Regions from separate parts of the Mus musculus genome. Here regions 1 and 3 are each linked to region 2. Evidence: chromatin loops called from intact Hi-C (ENCODE). Cell type or tissue: gastrocnemius. All regions are shown on one strand.

Evidence for each region. Peaks named below come from ENCODE experiments on the same cell type or tissue, not always from the same donor. Only the 100,000 strongest peaks of a DNase experiment are listed, where the experiment ranks them.
Region 1: it touches region 2 in a loop (9-fold over the local background); 9 of 42 quality-filtered maps call a loop at or near these places.
Region 3: a loop joins it to region 2, with 4 times the contacts of the local background. A loop is called at or near these places in 31 of 42 quality-filtered maps.

What each region holds. Positions count from the first base shown.
Region 1 is chr1:92,645,982-92,650,981 of GRCm38, forward strand. Otos (otospiralin) reads right to left here and starts at 2,860. Exons shown (of 5, transcript NM_153114.2): 1 at 2,770-2,860. In gastrocnemius, a CTCF peak has its summit at 2,969 (motif pointing right); DNase peaks (open chromatin) are centred at 1,981 and 2,971; H3K4me3 peaks cover 238 bases; H3K27ac peaks cover 1,835 bases.
Region 2 is chr1:92,518,411-92,523,410 of GRCm38, forward strand. It overlaps Olfr1414 (olfactory receptor 1414), which reads right to left and starts at 105. Exons shown (of 2, transcript NM_147039.2): 1 at 1-105. In gastrocnemius, a CTCF peak has its summit at 3,089 (motif pointing right); DNase peaks (open chromatin) are centred at 2,733, 3,176, 3,563 and 4,292.
Region 3 is chr1:92,605,444-92,610,443 of GRCm38, forward strand. Olfr1410 (olfactory receptor 1410) reads left to right here and starts at 2,396. Exons shown (of 1, transcript NM_146491.1): 1 at 2,396-3,364. The coding sequence starts at 2,396. The coding sequence ends at 3,364. In gastrocnemius, no CTCF peak of the experiment used is centred here; no DNase peak of the experiment used is centred here.

The DNA.
Region 1 (5,000 bases), 130 kb after region 2:
GAAATTCCCCTGCTGTGCTACAGGACCCTGTGATCCCGTGGCCTCTGTAAGCCTGCAGACACTCCTTCACCCAGGACACTACACTGGTAGAGCAGCCATAGAGAGGAAGTGTGAGCCAAGCTGGACCCCTCCCTCAGATCAGAGCTTTCCTCCAAGTCTCTAATAGAGAAGGCCAGAGGATAAGTAGCAGTAAACACCAGGGCCTTAAGCTCAGACCTCTGTGGTTATCCCTTGATAGAACCTGTGCCCACCTGTCAGAGGAAGTGTAGCCCCATGGACCCGCCCCTGGGTCTCAACACCCTGTTGGTGCAGAGCCTAAGTCCAGGTTGATGATCTCCATTGTGCCCTGTGAGGTCCCAGCACCCTGCTGGATACAGGCCCGAGGTCCAGGGTAAGAGTCTCCATTGTTTCTCAATCCCCCCAGAACTCTCAAAGATTCTGGTACCCTGTTCTGAAGTTGTGTGGCCCAGGGTCCCTTCAAGTCCCCTTCCTTCTCCAGGTAACAGCCTAAATCTAACCAGAGACCCAGAGCTGGCGTATGATCCAGTAGCATTGAGGTGCAGCCATGGAGGAGAAAGCCTCTGGCTTTCATTTCCAACCCCCTGGCCCCTGTGCTACAAGAGGTGTGGTGCTTTAGGGCAGCTGTGCCAGGGTCCTTGAACCACCTCCAGTTATAGGATTCATGAGGACATACGACCCTGGTTTACAGCACAGCCGTGCTCACAGCCCTGATTTATAGCACAGACCAAGAGGATCTGGCGAAGAGAAAGGCTCTAGTCAGAGCACAAAGGAGCAGACACCCTGAGCCTGCGCATCTGGCCATAGAGGGCTGCCAGGGTGAGGCAATCAACTGTCCACCTGATGAGCCCCTATCTGAAGGCTACCATGGAAAGACACCTGTGGAAGAAGCACGGCATGAAAGAAACCATGCAGACTGGTTTGAGACTGCTTACCTAATATAAGAATTTGCCAACCAGCAGCCGTGAGCCCGGGAGAGGAAACTATGGGTATTCATTTGCTTTCTCCTCCCTTTGTGGGTGTGTACTTTCCTTCATTTATTATTTTATGTAAGAAAGCTTTAAATAAAAACAGCCCCACCATCAGCAACTCTCTGTTACTTACCCTGGCTTATAGTGGTCAGTTGATCTCCCAGGTCCTGATCTCCCAGGTCCTCCAAACCTCCTGGGACACACGTTCTTTCCTGCACCACATCTCCACCCCTACACACTTCCTCTCTGCCTGGATCCTTCAGACACCTTATCTCATTGGCCTGGACAGAGACACCCCCTGCCCCCGCCCACCCAGAACACATCTCCTTTGCACCTCACCCATCTGTCTCCCTGTTCTCCTGCAGACCACTCTGCCTTCAAGAGGGACCATTAAAATGGCTGAACAGGTAGAAGTGCTTGCTGCTAAACCGAGTTCGATCCCCACATCTCACATGCTGGAAGGAGAGAACGAACTCCCACAAGTTGTTCTCTGACCTACACATACACACCTGGAACACACTGCAAACACATACACAATAAGTAAATGTCATTTTTTTTAATGGTAAATGCCTTCCCCAGGGCCCTTGCATTCCTACATTTGATGGGAATCCCAAAACACTGGATTCCATCCTTTAATAATTGCTAGGATTCCTTCTAAAATTCAATGCTTGAGGGCAGGGAAGAGTTCGAATTCTCAAAAGCTCCCAAAGGTCGGGCCCAGGAACAATACCATATAGGATGGGCAAACTTGAAACCTGCCCAGTGACTGCTCAGAAGCCTGCATGATATCCAGTGCATAATATCCCGCCCCACACAGAAACTCGGAGGGAACCTCCAAGGTCTTAACAGTCTGTCTGCTTGGATTCAAGAGATGCTTAGATGTATAAGGCCACTCTGCTGGACAGAGGCCCCTTGTTATCTCCCGTGGCAGTCAGCTTGAAAAGGACCCTGTGGTAACGAACGCCAGGATTGGGAATGAGTCAGAGGTATCTGGCGCCCCCTGCTGTCCATCCATGGACACCACATCTGACTAATAATTACTCCTTGAGCCTCGCAGATGCCCCTGCCTGTACTCTGAAATGCTAGCGCAACCCAAATTCATTCTCCTAGAAGGCAGAGCCCAGAGTAGCTTACCATCATCCATTGAGCTGTCCCAACATGGACACAGGCAGGTGCTCATAATTTAAAGTCTCAAGGCCACAGTTCATCGTGCCAGTGTGTTTTCCTGCATTCTTCTCTGCCACGGAATGGTCCGCCTGTGTTTTGCACTGTTCATACATCCCCGAGCCCCGCAAAGCCTCGGAAGTGGCTTATAACTGATCCTAGAGTCACTTCCTGTTTCCTGGACCGTGGCCAGCATAAGTACTGGGGTGTAGGGGGTGATGGCTCACAGTCTGCCTTCTCCTCACATCTCCCAGACTGACATCTGCCCTAAGTCCTCCGTCCCAGATGGCAGCATTGCCCTCCCGCTTGTGCCTGCAGAGTACCCGGGTGTCCCAGGGACTGAGCAGTACCTCACTGACAGGGCTGGAGTCTTCTGGCTGGATTCAAACCCAAGGAGAGTGGCGTCATGTGACCACACAGAGCTGGGATTCAGAGGTTCTAGAAGTCATGCTGCCCCTTGTCCCTCTAAACATGCCCTGGTAGACACATTTCCTTTGGGAAGTGCCATCCCTGCTCCTACAAAGGAGGGGGGCGCAGACTTCTAATGTCACCCATGTTTGTCCTCAAACACACACATCCCTATCGGACTTTTAAAGAGCTTAACTAAACATGTTACCTTGGACATGAAAAGGGAGAATTCTGGGAGCGTGTTGAGCTGACTTGGCAAAGCCTGTCAAGGTGGAAGTCCCTCCACGCCACCACAGCTGATGCGGGTGTGGCAGCTTTAACAGGAAATCTAGAAGGGCCTGGGGTGAGACAGCCGGTCCCAGGCTGCTTGGAGAACAGGCTCAGAGCTTGGAGTGGAATGTTTCTGAGATGGCCTCCAGGGGGCGCCATGCTCACAGGCTCCTGTGCAGCTGGCCCACAGGACAGGGTTTGTGTTCTGGAATAATCAAAGTCTCCTTCCATGTCATAAGACTGACCGCATACGGATCTGAAGCTGAAATGTGAAAGCATGTGATCACCTTCTTTTAAAATACCTCGTTCTTTTCCTGAACTGACCATAGACTCTCTGAAAAGGTCCCAGGTCAACCCCGGCGAGTACCCCTTCAGAAACCACGAAGAATTGACCTGGATTGGGATGAGATGGGGTTGGGGGGTCCTAGGGACTCCAGTGTGGCTGAAAGAAATACAGGACGCATGGTTACATTTGAATTTCAAGCGACCAGCTTTTCTAGCGGAAGTTTCATGTCTCAAACATCTCCAGGGATCTGTCCCCCAACCCACCCACCCCCAAATATTCACTTTAGGTGAAACACTCATCTTCCCAACACCATATGCACACACAGGTGTGTACACACTTACAATGTGCACAGACAAGCAGGTGTCTATTGCTGTCATCCCATAGAGTATGGGAAGAGGCGGGCTGCTTTGGAGGCTGAGCCTGGGATCAGAAGGCAGGAGCAAGATAGGTGTGGCGCTACCTGAGGCCACCATCTGGAATCAATACTGCACCCCCAATACGCACAGAGAGCATCTGGGTTCCTGGGGGCTAATGGATCCAGAAACCAGCCCAGGCAGAACTGAAAGATCTTGCTGAGGCCAAGGATCCAGGGATTGCTATAGGCCCTGCCCTGACTGCAGGAAGCTCCACTGGTGGCTTCTCGGTGACATAAAGGGTTAACTGAACCACTGAGCCAGGCATCTCACTGGGAAGTTGCCTGGTTCACCACAGCTGCCTCCCTGAGAGGTGGAGTACATACCCTTCCCAGCAAGGAATATTTAGCTTGTGGTCATTTGCGACCCCCAACAGAAGGATGGGTCTCACATGGCCCATGGTTTTTTGTTTGTTTGTTTGTTTGTTTTTTCTCACAGGATTCTTTGTCATCTGCATTTCTCTGCATCATGGGAAAAGATTCCCAGGAACCCAGGAAGGGCTGGTGTTGACCCTGGGCTGTGAAGGATGTCATCTGAGCTTTTCCCACAAGGGCTTCACCACGTCGGACATGCTGACACAAGCCGAAGGATCTGCCTTGGACTCCAGTCAGGGGACAGGATACCAGAGACACAGGTCAGCAGCAACAGGAGTGACATCAATCCAGTGCCATACAGGCCCATTTACTTAGAAGAAGCCCTTGGGCAGACGTGACTCTCTCACCTCAGACCACTGCAGAGTTCTGATCTCTGCTCGCCGTAACACAGCCTTTCCCCCAGTTCCTTTGAACTGAAAGTGACTTGTCTGTCATGTTTCTAATACCACAGGGAGGGTTAAATGTTATGTCTCTAGGACTTGATATCGTAGGCTACAGAGCTCCCAGAACCAGCCAGGCCCTGTGGCATGGGCTAGAGGGGTGCAGGGAAGGACCCGCTAGCTCAGTTTCCAGCCTAGGAGGAACGTAAATGGGTTATCCTGTTTCTGGGAGAATGTTTTTCTGTCAGCAGAGGTGGTGTGGATGATGGGTTATCACCCAGTTCGAGTGCCCCGAACACCAGTTTCTGGACTGCAATTCATTGCCTTTCTCGCATGCATGCCTGGCTGGTTTTGTGTCAACTTGATATAAGCTAGGGTCATCAGAGAGAAAGGAGCCTCAGTTGAGGAAATGCCTCTAAGACATCCAGCTGTAGAGCATTTTCTTAATTAGTGACTGATAGAGGAAGGCCAGCCCATTGTGGGTGGGGTCATTCCTGGGCTGGTGGTCCTAGGTTCTATGAGAATGCAGGTTGAGCAAGCTAGTAAGCAGCATCCCTTCATGGCCTCTCAATCAGCTCCTGCCCCCAGGTTCCTGCCCTGCTCCAGTTCCTGTCCTGACTTCTCTCAGTGAAGGACTACAACCTGGAAGTGTAAACCAAATGAACTCTTTCCTCCCCAACTTGCTTGTGGTCATAGTTTTGTTGCAGCAATAGAAA
Region 2 (5,000 bases):
AGCCTGGCTAATCCCTCAGAGCAGCTGGCCCACTTGAGCCACAGCTGGTTTAAAGGAGGCACTGAGAGAAAAGGGAAGCTTCCTTCCCCATGTGCGAGGACGTGGGACTCCAGGGCCCAATTACCCCACAGTACAGTGTGTCTGCCCCACACCGCCAATTAGCCCTGGTCTCCTGTGCTGGATGGCATGGGCTAGCAAGGAACTCAGGCCTTTTGGTGTCTCTGCTCCTTGTCCCCAGCACCCTGTCCAAGCCTTCAGGCCCTGGGCAGAGCTTCTCTCCATTCCCTCACTCTGGCTACATGGCCCTGTCCTGACTGGAGCCACCTTTGCTCTTCAAGGCAGGGAGGGACATGTCTCTGTGGAGAGTGATGACGAGGTCTAGTCCAGAAGATGAGGTTGAGGTAAGGCCCTACTCAGGCCTGCAGTTTATGACTGTCATCACTCATGAGTGAAAAGGCAAAGTTGAACTTTTGATGTAGACAGAGACATCTTTCTTGTGATGGACCAGAACAAATATCACGGCTTATGTCTAAGACAAACAGACTTGCCAGGTGGGCAGAGTGATAGAAGCCACTGATCCCAGGCAGGAGAGTGAGTCCCAGAGTATAGGTAGGCTCAAGCTACCTATATCTTCAGCAAGGCCATCAGAGAGAACAAGGCTCGGTCCAGTTTCGAAGCGAGCTGATAACCCAACCAACCTTTCCACAAAGTCATAATCGCCCATCAGCCAGTAGGTGTCACAAATCAAACACAACCAAGCAGGCCTTCCAGCTTCTCAGAGAGGCTAAAATAGAACACCAGACAGCTCCGGATGGTGGTGGGTGCAGACTCTCCTACACTGCCAGTGTGAGCAAGACAGTCCAGCTGCTCTGTAAAGGACGTCTAGCAGTTTCTTATTGAGTTGTAAAACTAGACATATATTCATGTACAACTCCAGATACCTCCATCTATATGGCTGTTCCTTTCACAATCTCTCAAAGCTGGAAATAGTCCCATGTCCTACAGTGTGTTATTTGCTGAGCCAGCTGAACCCACAAGTGAGCTGTCTGGACACAGGATGGCGTAGGTGGGTCTTATGTCCCCACATGCTCATTGCCCATTTGGGCATCTTCTTAGGTTCCCAGAAAAAGCCAAAGCACTTTTCATCAGTCCCTGCCAGAGCCTGTGAACTCAGGCGTGGATGGTCCTTTCCCAGTTCCTGGGCAACATAGACCAAACCAAACCTATAAAATAATCATGGCTATAACAAGTCCTTCATCCTTCATACAGTCATAGGTATAGAATCAAGGAGGCCAAGCTCTTGGCATTGCCTGGGAAGAGTGAGAGGTTTGTGTGGCCACCTGGCAGGAAGGTGCTTTTTGCCCATAGTGGAAAGACTTTTGCTGTGTTCATGGCTGCCTGCACTGTTTGCCTCTGTTAGATGGTCTATTACGTTACAAGAGAAATTATTTTTATTAATTAATTTGGTTTAATGACAATCTCACAGTATATATATATATATATATATATATATATTTCTGATTACTCCCTGCCCCCATTCTTTCTTCTCTTTCCCCCAGCCCATCAGCTCACCTCCTCCTCCTCAGATCCCTTCCCCACATGCATGACTTTAAGTTTTATTTTTCTGACCCATCTGGTTTAACACAGACCATCTGTGTAAGCGCTGGATTACACCTATTCAATGGAACTGGGTGGGGTCACCAGTGTGTTAACAGCTGAAGCCACTGACTCTCTCTCTCTGAATCCATAAGGAGCGAATAGTTCACCAGTGATGGGCAGAGCCCCCTGGGCCCCTCCTCTGCCCACTGCTGTCTGTTGACAAACCCATTATCATGCAGATCCAGCACAGGTATCCACACCTCCCTGAGTTCATGATTCAGAGGGCTCAGTCTTGCCCAGAACGGCTCATCACTCACTGTCCTTGTCCTTATCTTCCAGCTTTTGCATTCTTTCTGTCCTTTCTTCAACAATGCTCCCTGAGTTGTGGAGGGGGCGCTTTCAATGTCTTCTTCAGGGTTGGCTGCTCATCCGTCATTTATCCTCAGTGCCTTGGGCAGCGGTGAGTCTGCATTTACCACTGTTTGATGGAAAGTAGCATCTGTCAGACTTCCAGCGATGCCGACAAACCGTGTCTTAGCCCATTGCTGCAACAAGCCACCTGGAGCTGCGTAATGTATAAGGAAAAGAGATTGCTTAGGGGAATATCACAGCAGTCGGAGAAGTTATAAAGATCAAGGGCCCCATCCGTGTCAGGAGAGGGCAAGTGTATCCCTCAGCAAAAGTGCACGTGAGGTTAAGAGCAGGCACGTGGGAAGAGTGTGCAAGTGTGTGGGGAGCCAGGCTCAGCTTTCTGACACTCTCAAACCAACCAACTAACCAACCAAGACAGTCCTAGAGGAAGAACTTAGGCCCACCTGAAACAGCCTGTTGGAAGGACTCCACCCCATGCTCTCAGTACCGCCCACACAGCCCCCATCTCCCACTCCACCTGAGGCATGAGGCCTCAACATGATGGGGGGAAACCATATTCACCCTCAGCAGGACCTTACTCCCACATGGGCATCCTCCTTCACCAGACCAGATTCCCACTGGCCACACAGCTTGGTTCTTGGCCACTGCTGGAGTCAGTGGGAAGACCACACGGGGCTCTTGCTTATCACCCCCTCGACTACCCCTGCCCCCAACCACTGCTCATCAGTCTCTAGAAACTTCCTTCTTCCATCTGCAGTCTCATCAGCTGGTTGCTGGAAGAACCTCCTGAGAGCTGCTTCCTGGACACTGCCCATGTGGGGACAGGATTGTCAGTCCCTCTGGTACTCGGCCACGGAAGAAAAACACAGGTCCACTATCCTGGTAGCCATTCCTGTTCATTCCAGAACTCTCTGGGAATTCATCTTAGAGGTTTACCCAGCCTTTATTGGAATTTCAAATTTTCAGATTATTTTATGCCGACCAGAACTAGAGGCAGTGTCTAGGTCGGTAGCACTCTGGATATCCTGACAAGAGGCCCTGTCATTACAGCACACTTTTTTTTTTTTTTTTTTTTTTTAAATCCCAAATTCCAGCGTCTACCACTGGGTGGCGGCCGCGGACTTCAGCTGGGAGCTGTTTTCAAAGCAGGGGCTGGAGATATTCCCAGAATTCTTGTGCTCATCACCACAGGATTCCCAAGACACTGAGGGACCACTGCATTTCCTTTGGCAAGTCAGCAGTAGCCCGCTTCTGTTCATACCCCACACGTGGCCTTCCCTCGGGGGTTCTCTTGGGCAGGTGAGGTCCATATGCCCAGGGATGGGAGCTGCTCCTCCACGGGGCTCTTCCAGGTGGACAGCCAGCCACAGTAGCAGCATCAAGAGCGTCAAGGGGGATGTTCACTATGTGAGTATGTAGGTTAGCATCCTTTCTCCCAGCCCCAGCTTGATCTCCACTCTCTGCTAGTACCGCAACAGTAATTTAGTGTTTTATCGCAAGCAAAGCTTGTGCAAGGTCTATATCCTCCCCAACCAAATAACAGAATCTGGTGAGATCAGACAACCCATGGCAGTAGGTTGGCATCCTCTCGTCATGGAGGAAGATTGCAATAAAGAAAATAGATTTCAGGCCGCCCCTCGGCACGTGGCCCTGCCTCTACACGTTGCTGCTCTTTGACTACTCTGGGTGTCCAGCTCATCCGTCTTTACCCAGGCTATTTGTGCTACAGAGCGATAATCGGTTCATAAGCACCCCAGCTTCTAATGTGTTAATTAAAAGTCATTGTTCCCGTTTTCCCAATCAGCTGTCCTTTGCTGTCTCAAATGAATGATCTGTGCAGGCTGGGGCAGTTCTATAAGCTCCCACAAATGCATCTAGTTAATATCCATTAAAGTGAACTGACCCACAAGCCAGGCCAGGCAAGCTGCCCCTGGTCAGACCTGACCGCCTCCCCCACAATGCACTGAGTGTGTCGGTGTCACACAAAACTACAGCACTTCACTTTCATCTAAACCACATGTTTACCCTGACCGCTCTTCCTTCATTTCTATTTTCAGGGCTTTGGTGTTCTCAGTAACAAGCTGCAGTTGTTATTAATGGCTGCTGCCTTATTGACACCATCACAAGAGGTTTAATTTTTATCTTCCCTGTCTCGGGCCATAGCTCAGTTTTATTTCACAGTGCGTCTGTGCTCACTGACGTCATTCGATTCACCCGTTGGATGGCTGACTCCTGGGTGGCCCCCACATGGATGTCACGTCATTTGAGAGTAAACACTGATGCTCCGATCCTTTTGGTTCTCTCTCGGTGTCTTCGTTTCCCTTGGCTTATTAAGCACGATGACCTTTGGCACGCTGTCAAGTACAATGGGGTGGGGTTAGCATGTACCATTAAGAGACTCTCAGCCCGAGCATGGCAAACACGGCTCTGGCAGGCCTTGCCCTTCTCCCCCATTCCCTCTGCCTTGCTAAAAACTATTAGTTTTTACATTACCGAAGCTATATTCCTGAAGCTGGTCACCGAGGTCTAGTTCCTTATTTGGCCACTTGCTCCTCTTGAGGCTGACTCTCTGGGTAGAGCTATCTGAGTATTGAAGTCCAGAAATCAAAAGCCCCCTTTTAGCTCACCTAATTAACACGCTCAATTAAAATTAAACACCTCATCCTAACACAGGGGTTTCCTCCATTTTCTTTATTAACCGTCTCTCTCTACCCAGAGGAAGTCCTTGGTCTCTATGGGGAAAATATCCCCTTTTTCCTTGCTCCCCTTCACCCTCTCCCTTGTTCCCTTCCCCTTCTCCCTCATCCTCTATCTCCTGTCTTTATCTCTTGTTCCCTGCCTTTTGTCCTTTTGGCAAATAGAGTTCTTTGTGCTAAGAACTTGGTCTTGGGGTGTCTTGTGCTGATCCTGGTCCTCTTATGCATGGCCTTCTTCTCGACCTGAGGGAAACCTCCCCTTTTTATAATCACGTGGTTTGGAAGATCACCTTTTCTGGTTTGAGGAAAAATTCCCCCCTTCATCTCTGCTCA
Region 3 (5,000 bases), 87 kb after region 2:
GGAGGAGGAGGAAAGGCGATGGCCAGGAGGCCATGATGTCTTACTCAGATAGTGAATTTAATGAGGATACTGGTAAGATTGCTCTGAATCATCTGGCATCCTGATAGGGCCCTCTCAAGTCCCTGAGGACCACAACCTTCCTGCAAACTCACCAGGAGAGAAAGGCTATGTGGCTTATCTTGTCCAGAGCCATTGTTATACCTCTGGAGGCTATGGTGTTTGAGTCCCATATGCCACAGAAGACAGTGTCTCCTTAATTGGCCACTGGAGATTGCCAGTCTCAACTCTACCACCCGCAATATACTCCCCAAAAGAACCCAAGTATTGATGCCCAAACACTGCCCTGATAACAGGTATGGGAGAGTAAGGAAGGCCAGGAAAGCCACAGCTCATACCTCATAAGACACAGAACCTACTGCATGCAGGATTTGCAAACACAGACTCTCATGAGGAGCAAATCTCCACCTCTTCCCATACTTACCTCATTCTATTGTCCAGAAAGCCATAGCTAACCTCAGAAGGAAAAGGAACCCTGGTGTCTATATTCAGCACAGACCAGCCTCAATAGCATGGGGATCTTGGGAGGAGGCATGATAGCTATCTGACTTTGGGTGAGTCCTGGGTCTCAGCTAGATAAGGTAAGGTCAATGTGTTCAGAATGCCGAACAGAAGAGACACACTGTGGACATCAGGGTTGTGTGCTCAGCAGTAATTGTGAACTTAGCTCGTGAGACAAAGCCTTTCTATTCTGTGGCCAAGTCTCACATTGTTCCAAGTCAGGGCTGATAGTGCTGGGAGGGTGGACCCAGGGTACATCATCTTGACCATCAGTTCCGATTCTGCAGCCAGCTGGGCAGAAGCTCTGAATCCATCAAAGGACAGTGATACTGCTGACTTAGGAGGGGCGAGGCTGAGATGGGTACAGGCTGCCTCCTCACAGTCCCTGTTACCCAGATCTCCCACAGCAGAGCTGTCCACGGCCCCCTTCCTCTTCCACTTATGTCTCTAGGTGGATCACATCCTTGGCAAGCTGGAGAGATGATGCTTGTCCTTGCTCCAACAGGAAGCCTAGCACCAGCTGTGGCATGGACCTATCTACACACAGCACACCGAGCACAAAGTTGACATATGTGGTAAGTACCTAGGTCCACGTCTGTTGCCTCAGGAGTGAGTACAAAGCTTCATGCACACCTTTGGCCATGCAATTATGGAGATTAAGTTATGAAGTATATGTTTGAGGGATTAGATGAGGGCCTCCAGATTCCATGCTCTCACTGTATGCCCAGTATGGTGGACATTGCAACAACTGGACCCATATAGCTCAGGGACTTCCTGGGATCCTAGAATAATGTAGAATATACATTCTATCTCTCTGTAGCCAAGCTCCTAACTCCATCAGCCCCTGGAAAAAATCATCCTGAAAAAAACAGTAACAATCACAGCCAGCTCCATGGGGCAGTTGTATGTATTCCTGATTGTGCACATAATAATAACAACGGAAAGTGTCCATGAGCGGCCAAAAGACACTGGACAGTCACCAGCTTCTTCTCGTTTTCCATGGGAAAGAGTAAGGCCTTATGAAGCTCCCAAAGCTAGTGTTAGAGCAGGTAACAGAGTTGGCAATGACATCATGTTAGAAGCCATCAGCATGTCCCAAACATGTCCAGGCCCTAGTCTTGGTGCAACTGAGAACACAGGGCTGCCCCCTCACCGATATCTCCAACATCTGGACATTGGCAGCAGCAACCACACACATCAAGCAAGCAGAATCTGCACACTGATCGCCACTGCACACCAGCACTGGAGCCACAGCTGCTGAGGTGAAGTTAGAGTAATGTAGGGGACACAGAGGCTAAGCCTCAGTGTGGGAAGAATGGTTTCCTGCTTTGATTCCATCCTACAGGTGAGAGAATCACCCAGGCAATTTGTTGGAGGACAGAGAGTTGTGAATCAGTAAGAAGAGTAACTCAGTTTAGGGGTGGTAATTTTGGGGAGTGCAGTTAGTGGAACTCAGAAGACAGCAACATCAATAAAACTGCTTGGGAACTTCTCATGGAAGTGAGGGGGCCGAGCCCAGAGGCAGGCACAGGGTTACTGAAACCCTGTATTCTGAGAGTCTGTAAGGTCTGCAAGTCCCTTCATATCCTAGAGCACAGCTCATGCTTCTACAGAGGGAGGGCTCAGGAAAAACCTTACTAATTCAGTAAATCTGAAGGAATGTCTGCTTTCAGGTCATATCTGCTCATCTGGGAGGAGATCAGAGCAGCTAGTGAGCTTCTCTGCACAACAGACAGCATGTCACCAGCAGGTTCCTTCAGTGTGCGGAACCTGAGACTGCACCAGTGACTGCTCCCTCTTTCTGCCTCCACCTTCTTCTCTTCAATTGACCCCACTCATGGCCACATCAGTCCACAGGAATGGAAGTCTCACTCCAGTGTCCTTGCAGGGGTTCGTGCTGGTGGGATTTGGGGGAAGTGCAGAGACCCAGGCCCTGCTCTTTGCTGTCTTCCTTGTCCTGTACGTGGTGACCATCCTGGGCAACCTCACCATGATCATGGTCATCACCCTGGATGCCCGCCTGCACTCCCCCATGTACTTCTTCCTCAAGAACCTGTCCTTTGTTGACCTCTGCCTCTCTTCTGTCATTATCCCTAATGCCCTGGCCAACATCTTCTCTTCTTCTAAGACCATCAGCTTTGCAGGATGTGCCACTCAGTTCTTCTTTTTCTCCTTGTTGGCTGCCACCGAGGCTGTGCTCTTAGCTGTGATGGCCTATGACCGCTTCATGGCCATCTGCAGTCCCCTGAGGTACCCTGTGACCATGTGCCCTATGACCTGTGCCCGTCTTGTCCTGGGTACCTTCTGTGTGGCGTGCCTAAACTCCATTGTGCAAACCAGCCTCACGTTCCAGCTGCCCTTCTGCAGCTCCAACTACATTGACTACTTCTTTTGTGACGTGCCCCCATTGCTTCAGCTGGCCTGTGCCAGCACAGCTATCAATGAGCTTGTCATGTTTGGCATTTGTGGCTTCATCATTGTGTGTGCTGTGTTTGTGGTCATCATCTCTTATGGTTACATCACTGTCACCATCCTCAGAATGCGTTCAGGGTCAGGGCGACACAAGGTCTTCTCCACCTGTGGCTCTCACATGACAGCTGTGTCCTTGTTTTATGGAACTGGCTTTGTTATATATGGCCAGCCAGGAGGTGTGGCATCCATGGAGCAAGGCAAGGTGGTCTCCACAATCTACACCCTGGTCATCCCCATGCTCAACCCCCTCATCTACAGTCTGCGGAACAAGGATGTGAAGGACGCCCTGAGGAGGCTGGGACAGAGGCACAGTCTGGTGAAGGAGAGTGGCTAGTGACATCATTGGGAGCCATGCTAGGGTCACAGAAGGGAAGGATCCTTAGGAAACAGAGTATCTACTTTTGATACTATGTCTACCCATCCTGTTCTCTTTGTTCTCTTGTTTCCGATTTTCTGCCTTCCTGTCTTCTTTTTCTCTATCCATCCCTCCATGTATCCATCAACACATCCATCTGTTCACCATCTTCCCTGGCTTTCTTGAATGTATATCATTAGCCAAGCATTTAAAAAATGTGAATGAGGCACATTCTTCAAGGCTCCAAAGAGCAAAGAAGACTGAATCACTTACACTTTCGTTCTGACAGAAGGCATAGTGCACTGCTGGAGGCATGAGGGGCTTAGATGCCATTGGCTCCCAGCACCTTTCTTCAACCACCAGCCAGGGGTTAGAGATGCTGCTACAATAAGATTCCCAGTGCGTGGAATCTTCAACCTTGGCCTGGCAGCTTGTAACTATAGCAAGGACTTACTCATCCCCACAGATGTCTCCGAGTAAGGAGGAAGCCTTGGTGAACGTTACTTTACAATAGCCTGCTTTCCTCTACCCGTGGGGCTTGTCTGTGTCACTTCCCTGTGTGTCTGATCCCAGCCCCCAGTTCCATCCTGTTCCTGCCCAGGAGACTTACAGAGAGGGAACTGATCTCTAAGCATGGCTGAAGGCTGAAGGCATCTGCCATTGGGAAGTAGAGAGTAGACAGAGGAGGTCAAGGTGTAAAATCATCCCATTTGCCCTTTCTGGGCACCCTGCAGGTCTCTGTCAATTTCCTCTCCTGGCCTCCAGACCCCAACCTCATTCCCAGGTTTCAGGTTTAACTAGTCAAAGTCTTCCTTTATTTAAACAGTTCTGGCACATTCTGTTTTGTAAATGGCATGTATCTCAATTTCAGTGATATTATCTCCCCCACCATCCTCTCCCTCTGTGTGTCTGTCTCTGACTGCTGTCTCTGTGTCTCTGTCTGTCTCTCTCTCTCTGTGTCTCTGTCTCTCTGTCTGTCTGTCTCTCTCTGTCTGTCTCTCTGTCTCTCTCTGCCATTTTACGCAGTTTTAGCAGTTAAGAGGGAACAATCCATGTGATGTTATCCGCAGTGTTAGAACTCAATGCTAGAAAAGAACAGTTGGCAGCGTCTTTTGGCTCACCCTTACTCAAGTGCAGACTCTTCTTCACCTTGTAGATGTTAGTAGTGCAAAAAGTGAAGAGTCAGCTTACAGACTTCCCGGGAGAGGATTCCTCCTTAATCAGAGCCAGTTTGGCATGAAGAGGGATGCAAACTCTATGCTGAACAGTATAGAGGAGAAAGATTCAGAAAATTACCAGCACATCCCATCTGTACACAGGCTGCATTAAGATACTAGGAGCACCCCCGACCAAGAGTATCAGGGCTTGGGTTTGATCTTCTGTTGTCATATTTGAGACTTTTCTTCTGCTGCAATCAGAGCACCTCAAGTTCTCACAAAATAGGGGAGGCCAGTCCTAAGAAGTAACCTCAAATCCAGACACCCCTTCCCCCACAGCTGACTGCAGCTGCGCGCGGTCTTGTACCAGGGTGCCAGGCAGTATACTGAGGTTGGGGGTGTTTTACACAGGTCTCAGGCTTTCCCAGTAAGCATTTTACCCACAGAGTAACCCCTAG